Regions from separate parts of the Homo sapiens genome. Here region 1 is linked to region 2. A link is a contact called in ENCODE Hi-C or POLR2A ChIA-PET data. All regions are on one chromosome and are shown on one strand. Each heading gives the region's core, a stretch centred on a gene start or an enhancer-like site at or near the end of the contact. The rest is flanking DNA. Distances are from core to core; before and after follow the strand shown. Region 1 overlaps ARMC2 (armadillo repeat containing 2). Region 2 overlaps SESN1 (sestrin 1).

Region 1 (3,495 bases), core at 691-3,190, 35 kb after region 2:
AGATGGCTGTTTAAGGGATTTATCATCGCCCTGACCATTCTCTTATAAGGCAAAGTTGTCGAATGTTCTAGAAGCACCTGAAAGCTCTTCAACATAGGTTGATGTGATCCTCCAACTTGAACGTGGGGCCCCGCTCTACCCTTGTCACAAAACCTAAGTGCCCACTGCCACAAAACTTAGGATGAACATACAACAGCCTAGTGTACTTCCCATTTGCAACAATAAACTACACACATGGTCATCAGGTGCCAGCTCCCCACAGAGGGGCTCATGGTAGTCTGGAGTGCTCAGCACACCACTAAGAACTTCAGCATCAACACGCTGCTTATGAGCTCATAAGACATGACTGCAGTATAATGGGAAGTTTCAGACCACGTTCTTTTAAAGCCACTTTCCAGAAAGACTGTCAACATTCCAACGATGTTGAGGGTATATTACTTCTCCTTTTTTTCTAGTCACTCAGCAAGAAAAAGTTAGGTAACTTACATTACTATAGAAATTGCCATACCAGTATTTGCAAAAACAGTGTTCATACTTCAACACAGGCCTTGGTAATTCAACAGCTCATCCTGTTTCCAAAATGGCCTGTTTTTGTTTGTTTGTTTGTTTTAGCTATCTTTGTAAAAGAATTGAAATGCAAGTATACTCTCACCCACATGCCCATTTCACTCGCAGCAGTCCCACTGCCCAGACCCAGCCACGACCCGGTCAGAAGTCAGGGTCTGAGTGCTCATTGCCAAGAGAAAAGCCAGGAGGCAGCACAGCCCACCACCCAGCCCACAAGGCACAGTCCCCATGGTTCGTGAAGAGGAGCTCACGTGAGAAACCTGGGATGCATTGCAGTGGCTTGGCTTCCTGAGTGAGCTGTGTTTATTTGCTGTTATCCATGCCACAGTCCCCCTGCACAAGGTGCAGTGGAGTAAGGGTGTTCTAGGTAACGGAGCGGCTGGAAAACACAAGGCTAGTTGTTTGTTTTCGGATGGGAATTCCTGCCTTTGCTACAGTATGACTTCAGGCAAGCCACTTAACTGTCCTAAAACCTACTTTCCGTATCTGTCACCTAGCTGATGGCCTCAGATCTTTCAAAAATAGAATAAACATGCTTTTAAAAGGATATAGCACTATTGAAACAAAGGTACCACCATTGTTAGCCAATCCACATGCAGCTATCAAGTACCTTCTTTGTATGAGGCAATATCCTTTTCCTAAGGTGGTTCAGTTGCAAAGGGGAAATAAGATAAAACTCACAAAATAATAATACAGGATAATTACAGGACAAGTTACACAATTCATGACTGATTGCTATATAAGAAGTATAGATTTCCTATGACTAGCCTACGACTGTGGGCTTGAGAAGCTACGTGGGAAGGGCCTGCACCTGGCTAGGCAGATTGGGATGGGCAGGCAGGAAATGAAACAGAACATGTGCAAAGGCACAGAGGCGGGAGAAGCACAATCAGAAGCCCAGTTAGGCTATGGAAAAGTTGGGAATGGAGCGCAGTCAGCCCTTCGCATCCACGGGCCACGTATCCACAGGTTCAACCAACCACAGACAGAATATTTGAAACAACAACAATAAAAAGAATACAAATAAAAATCACAGCACGACAACCATTTACATAGCGTTCACACTGTAGGTATTATAAGTAGTCTAGAGATGGTTTAACGTGTGCAGGAAGATGTGTGTAGGTGAAATGCCAATTCTATGTCATTTTATATCAGGCACTTGGGCATCTGTGTTGGTATCTGAGGCAGGCCCTGAAACCAATCCCCCCAGATACCAAGGGGTGACTGTAACAGGCAGCAGGGCCCACTAAAATGAAGTGCCTTCCAGGTACACTGCCCCTGCTGAGAAGCCAGCCATGCCCACACCTCCTTCTGATCCATCTTTATGCCACACGGCCCCGGCCCCGCAGCCCCACCATCCTTGTTATTTATGGCTGATTGCCCCAGGCTTGGGTAACAAAGGAAACCACAGATAGCCTGTCACCCGGTAGCTGCTGCCTATGCGGGAAAGCCCTGGGCCATAGGACAGTGACTCACTGAGCCAATCATATCTTCTCCTGGAGTGGGTGACATAGGAAAGTGCCCTGGCAACAGACAGACACAGGGAGGGCAGCAAGTGGAAGCCTGGAGGTAGCTGAAGCCATGATCTAGAAGGAGCCTAGAGAGAGTAAGTGGGGAGAGAATTCTTTCCCTAACAGCAGACACAACACAGCTGGGTCTCCAGAATGGCAGAGCCCAGGGGGCGGAGCTCATGACGCCCACGGCTGAGGGGTCACTTGGGACTCTGGCTCCTGCCTGCCTCTCTGGGAGGCTTTGAGCAGTATCTTGTTTCCTGGCTTCTTTCTTCTCTGTACACTCTTCCCTTAAGCTCCTTTGCTAACGAGAGCAGGGGCTCTCAATCTTAGCTAATAGACTCACCTGTGGAACTTTGAACACAGATTCTCAGCCTCATCCCAGAGCTTCTGAATCAGAATTCCTAGGGCTGGGGCCAGGAAGGTGTTTTTAGTTTTTTTGGGTTTTAACTCCACAGCTGATTTCAATGCTCTACCACCATCGAGAACTGAATTAAGGCAACCTGAACATGCACTTCTGCTCCCTGCAACCTGAGTCAGTTTAATGCTCATGGAGCCGACTGTGAACCTCAATGATTAAAAAAAAATGCTCACTTTTTTTTCCTTATTGTGTTTTAAAACACATGTACAAAATTATATTTACCTGGAAAAACCAAATTTCACATCAACCTAGCAAACCCAATTATTTCAAACAACTCCTGAGTTCCAGTTTCTGTTTAGTAGCACGGTGTTACAACACTTAAAGAGTTTCCAGAGCACGTCAGCCACCTTCTGAGGACTTGCTATGCAGCAGGCACTGTGTTAGGCTCTTTGTACACATCTGCTCATTTATCACCCTGCAATCTGGACATTAATTATCCTCATCTTGGAGATGATAAAATATCATTTCGGAACGGCTGATAATCTGTGTTTTTAAAAGTTCCACGGGTGAGTCTGCTCTGCAGCCAGGATTGGGAGCCTCTGCTCTGGTTAGTGAAGGAGTGTAAAGGAAAGGTGTCTGTTAAGCTTTCTCAGGTTGCAGAGAAGTTGAGCTCAAAATTTAAAAACTCAGCACCTATGGCTTCCAAGTGACCTTGAGCCTTTCCACATGGCCTCCTGGATCTAGTATGGTGGCTGGGCAGTGATGGGTACATCTCCTCTATTTGGGAAAAAGGATTATTAAAAACACTCACTTACTGACCCAAATCATTGTTTTTAGAATTAACCCAGGAAGAAAAAAATTATCCTAAAATTATAAAAATTTTTTAAATGTAAAAAATGATCCTGGCCAGGCAAGGTGGTTCACACCAGTAATCCCAGCACTTTGGGAGGCTGAGGTGGGAGGATCGCTTGAGCCCAGGAGGTTGACACCAGCCTGGGTAACATAGCAAGACCTCATCGCTACAAAAAAAAAAATTTTTTTTTAATTATCTGGGCA
Region 2 (3,693 bases), core at 802-3,301:
TTATCAATCTTATATTTTATGACTTTTGGCTTTTGTGGTATTCTTAGGCCTGCTGCACTCCATGAGTGTTTTCTTCTAGTACTATAATGTTTTTTGCTTTTTTTCTAAGTTTTCATTTTTTTCTTACATTTAACTCTGATTTATTGTGGGGTAAAGCATGTTATAGTGTTCCAGCTTCACTTTTTTTCTGAATGGCTATCCAGTTGTCCCAAGATCATTTGTTGAATAATTCATTTTCCCCCATTTGAAATGACACCTTTTCGTATACTAAAGTCCCAAGTCTCTTAGTTATAAAACAGTAATAAACCCTTGAAACAGGCATTTTCCTAAAATACATTTTGTTTAAGTAAGACAGTTTTCAAGATTAAAGAAATTAGAGGGGATAAATGTTAATTTTAGCCTTAGTTTTGTCCAATAGGTATTGTTTCAAATGTATGTAATTGGATGAGAAATTCAGCAGTTAGAAAAGCTAAGAGTCATCATTGTATATAAATGGCTGCTATTGGTGCCAAAATTATATATTGAATAACAGGGATGTCCTCTGGCATTCATTACAGGATGTTAAAATTGAGACACACACGTGGCCAGACCAGTGAATTAAGTGCCTCCTCTAATGAAGGGTATAATGTTAAAGCATTACTATCTTCAGTGTAAGGATGGACTAACCAGGGAGAAGTCACCAACCTCCAGTATAAGATTATTTTATTTAAATATTATTTTATGAATTCTGTTGGCAAATATAAACTACTTTGAATCTTGATGTCTCCTAATAAAGATTACCTTCACTTTTGTCCTTCCTGCTTAATTTTTAAAAGCCTGTTCTGCTTTAAAGACTTTCATTTGCTGGGACCAGATTTCTTGGATTGCTGACACATGTCCTTCTCTCTGTGCACCCACCCCCACCCCATCCCCACTTTTTTTCTTTAAAAGGAAAATATCTGGTTTATATCATGAAGAACTTTAAAAGCAGTAAGGAGAGAGTAGAATTATATGAGTATTTAATTATATATATAATATATATGAGTGAAGGGGTTAATCTTTAATTGTATAAATTCTAAAAAAAATTTTTAAATGACACTAGATAGGACATAGGCCTCAAAACAACAAAAAGTTGAAATATATTATTTTAGTTTTGTTTCTGTAAACACACTATATGGGGAGGGTGAGGGAGGGAAAGGAAACCCTAACAGATTTTCAGTTCTTGTTAACCATACTACACCATCACATAAGGTACAGGATTCTAGAGTCACTGTGTCAAATGTCAGAAAACTATTTCTCAATTATTTGAGCTTCTCTAAAATATAATATGGGCAAGATTGATGACATCCTGTAAATAAAAAAAAACTTAATTTAAGGCAAACTTACAAACAAAATGAGTTTCTCTAAAATTATTTAACTGCAGAGAAAACATGCCCTGTAGTGCTGTCTCTTGTGAATTTAGTTTTTATTTTTCATAAATTTACATTCTAACCGTGAGGTGTTGTTTTAGATGTAATAATAATTACACTTTTTCTAGTTTAAGACACCTAGGTGGAAGTACTGCTTTTTCATTTTCTGACGATGCACAGGGATTGATATTTGGGTTGGTTGAGTTTTAGATGTACAAACACACTGGTCTTATTTTGTATCACTGATGATCCACAGGGTTGGCTGCTATGTGCTGAACTTTCTGTTCTAGACTTTCTGCCAAGTACTTTATGCAAAACTCTGGTTTTAGTGAAACAGGTTTTATTGTTTTTAATCAGAGTTGTATTATAAGCTGTTGTTAGCTATGTAATGCTAACAGAAGAGTTGGTATGTATATACAGCCATGAAAACAAACCATCAAAACAAGCCTGTCTCTGTTCGACTGGTTGTTTTTCCCTCCCATTCCTTTAGCCTCAGTTCATTTTGTTTACTGCCAAAGGCCTGAGATGGTGTAATTTTCTTTTCTAGGAACTTGGCATTAGAATTCCTCGACCACTAGGACAGGGACCAAGCAGATTCATCCCAGAAAAGGAGGTACGTTGTTTGTGAAAGTACATAGTGAACTGTATGCTTTTAAGGAAGAGCTTTCATGACCCACATGTTGGCATCTGAAGAACTGTTGGTCAACAACATGTTTTAGTCAGAGTTGGTTGCAGTTAATCATTCTTTGGCAGTGAATCTGTGGGAATAAAAAGCTGTTGTACTTGTGTTGATTTCTAGTATTTCATGATGTGTTTTTAACACCCATATTTAATCAAGTAAAGCCAAGATTTGTTTTTGACCAGTGATACAACATCTGCTTATATTTAGATGTTGTTTAGGTGTGCCCATAACCTGAGTTACTTAGTCTTGACTGTCTCCACAGGCTGATATCAGTGCTAGATTGGATCTTTAATTCTATATATGTATAAAAGCATCTATGCTTTATTTTCATAAGAAGTGTATGCTATTAGTTAATTTTAGTTCTCCTTAAATTGAGTGAGAGTAGGCGGTTTTGTAAAGAAAGGCTTTAGTGTCTGTTTGCAAGCTCTGCAAATTTGATAATCTAAATCTGCTTCTTTATCTGGATTCTGGCCAACTCTGCAAGCAGCCTATCTAGATGGCCTTTAATGTTCAGCCTTTGTTGTTTATCCCCTACTATATAATATGTAACTGTTTATTCTTCTGTATCTTTCAACCAGTTGAGTTTAAATTTGTAACCCCTCTTTCTTAAGCCAGATTTAATCTGCTTCTAAATGATACTTAGAGTGTAGCGCATGTATATTTTCTTCCCTTAACACCAATTTACCATTTCAGTAACCATGGTTTTTCTCATTTATACAGATCCTCCAAGTGGGGAGTGAAGACGCACAGATGCATGCTTTATTTGCAGATTCTTTTGCTGCTTTGGGCCGTTTGGATAACATTACGTTAGTGATGGTTTTCCACCCACAATATTTAGAAAGTTTCTTAAAAACTCAGCACTATCTACTGCAAATGGATGGGCCGTTACCCCTACATTATCGTCACTACATTGGAATAATGGTTTGTAAACATTCAGTGAAAAATTGTTTTTGCCTATTTTTATTAATCTCTTTAAGAGACAGTTAATGCTTTAAACACAGGGATAAATACTTAGATTATGATATATAATATGATTCCTGTTGCACAGTCTCTGTTTTTCCTATTTTTAAATAAGTACGCTCTCAAGTATAACAGAAAAAGAAGCAAGTATTTATACATTGCTGAGAACCATTCTTCATTAAATAAGTAGAACACAAGTTCTGTTTCATTATTATAAATAGTTCACATTGACATAAGTGGTGCTTCCTGTTCAAGATGTAAATAATATTCCATTATTTTATGATTGGCACCTTAATTGAAGTTTCTTCTTAATCTGAAGTTCTGAAAGTATATAGATAAAATGTCTAAAGTTCAAATACTTTTATCAGATATTTTGTTTGTTCTTGGAATATTTCTAAGGTTCTTACAGTATTTGAATTTTTAAAATGTTTATATAAAAACTGCATTTCTGTAGTTTACGGAAAATTTGAAAACATACTAATAAACTTAATTAGCTCTTTTGCATGTTGTAAATAAAAAGGATATGTAGTTCAAGGTTTTAATATTTATAATTAGAATAATCTTTTTGTTTTAAGGCTGCGGCAAGACATCAGTGCTCCTACTTAGTGAACCTGCATGTAAATGATTTCCTTCATGTTGGTGGGGACCCCAAGTGGCTCAATG

What was found. Hi-C counts contacts between places; a loop is a spot of excess contacts on that map. ChIA-PET counts read pairs that join two places held with the same protein, here RNA polymerase II (POLR2A). Pooled maps may share reads with other maps.
Region 1: a map of gastrocnemius medialis shows a loop between it and region 2 (3-fold over the local background). The contact joins two enhancer-like sites. A Hi-C loop is called at or near these places in 13 of 168 maps with a recorded cell type or tissue (CD14-positive monocyte, Caco-2, PC-9 and 9 more) and 6 of 50 pooled maps. POLR2A ChIA-PET finds 5 or more read pairs at or near these places in 7 of 52 experiments (BJ, Caco-2, HEK293 and 4 more).

Annotation. Positions count from the first base shown.
Region 1 is chr6:108,965,801-108,969,295 of GRCh38, reverse strand. The region is part of intron 17 of ARMC2 (armadillo repeat containing 2); the gene reads right to left. Among named protein-coding and RNA genes, the nearest start is that of ARMC2-AS1, 43 kb to the right of the region's middle. Within about 2 kb of position 1,940, at least 10 of the 41 ENCODE cell types and tissues checked have a DNase peak (open chromatin) inside an H3K27ac peak, as active enhancers do; they include gastrocnemius medialis, where a contact is called at or near this core.
Region 2 is chr6:109,000,586-109,004,278 of GRCh38, reverse strand. SESN1 (sestrin 1) reads left to right here. Exons shown (of 10, transcript NM_014454.3): 2 at 1,936-2,001; 3 at 2,791-2,991; 4 at 3,606-3,693. It also overlaps a transcript of ARMC2 not described here. Among named protein-coding and RNA genes, the nearest start is that of ARMC2-AS1, 78 kb to the right of the region's middle. Within about 2 kb of position 2,051, at least 7 of the 41 ENCODE cell types and tissues checked have a DNase peak (open chromatin) inside an H3K27ac peak, as active enhancers do; they include gastrocnemius medialis, where a contact is called at or near this core.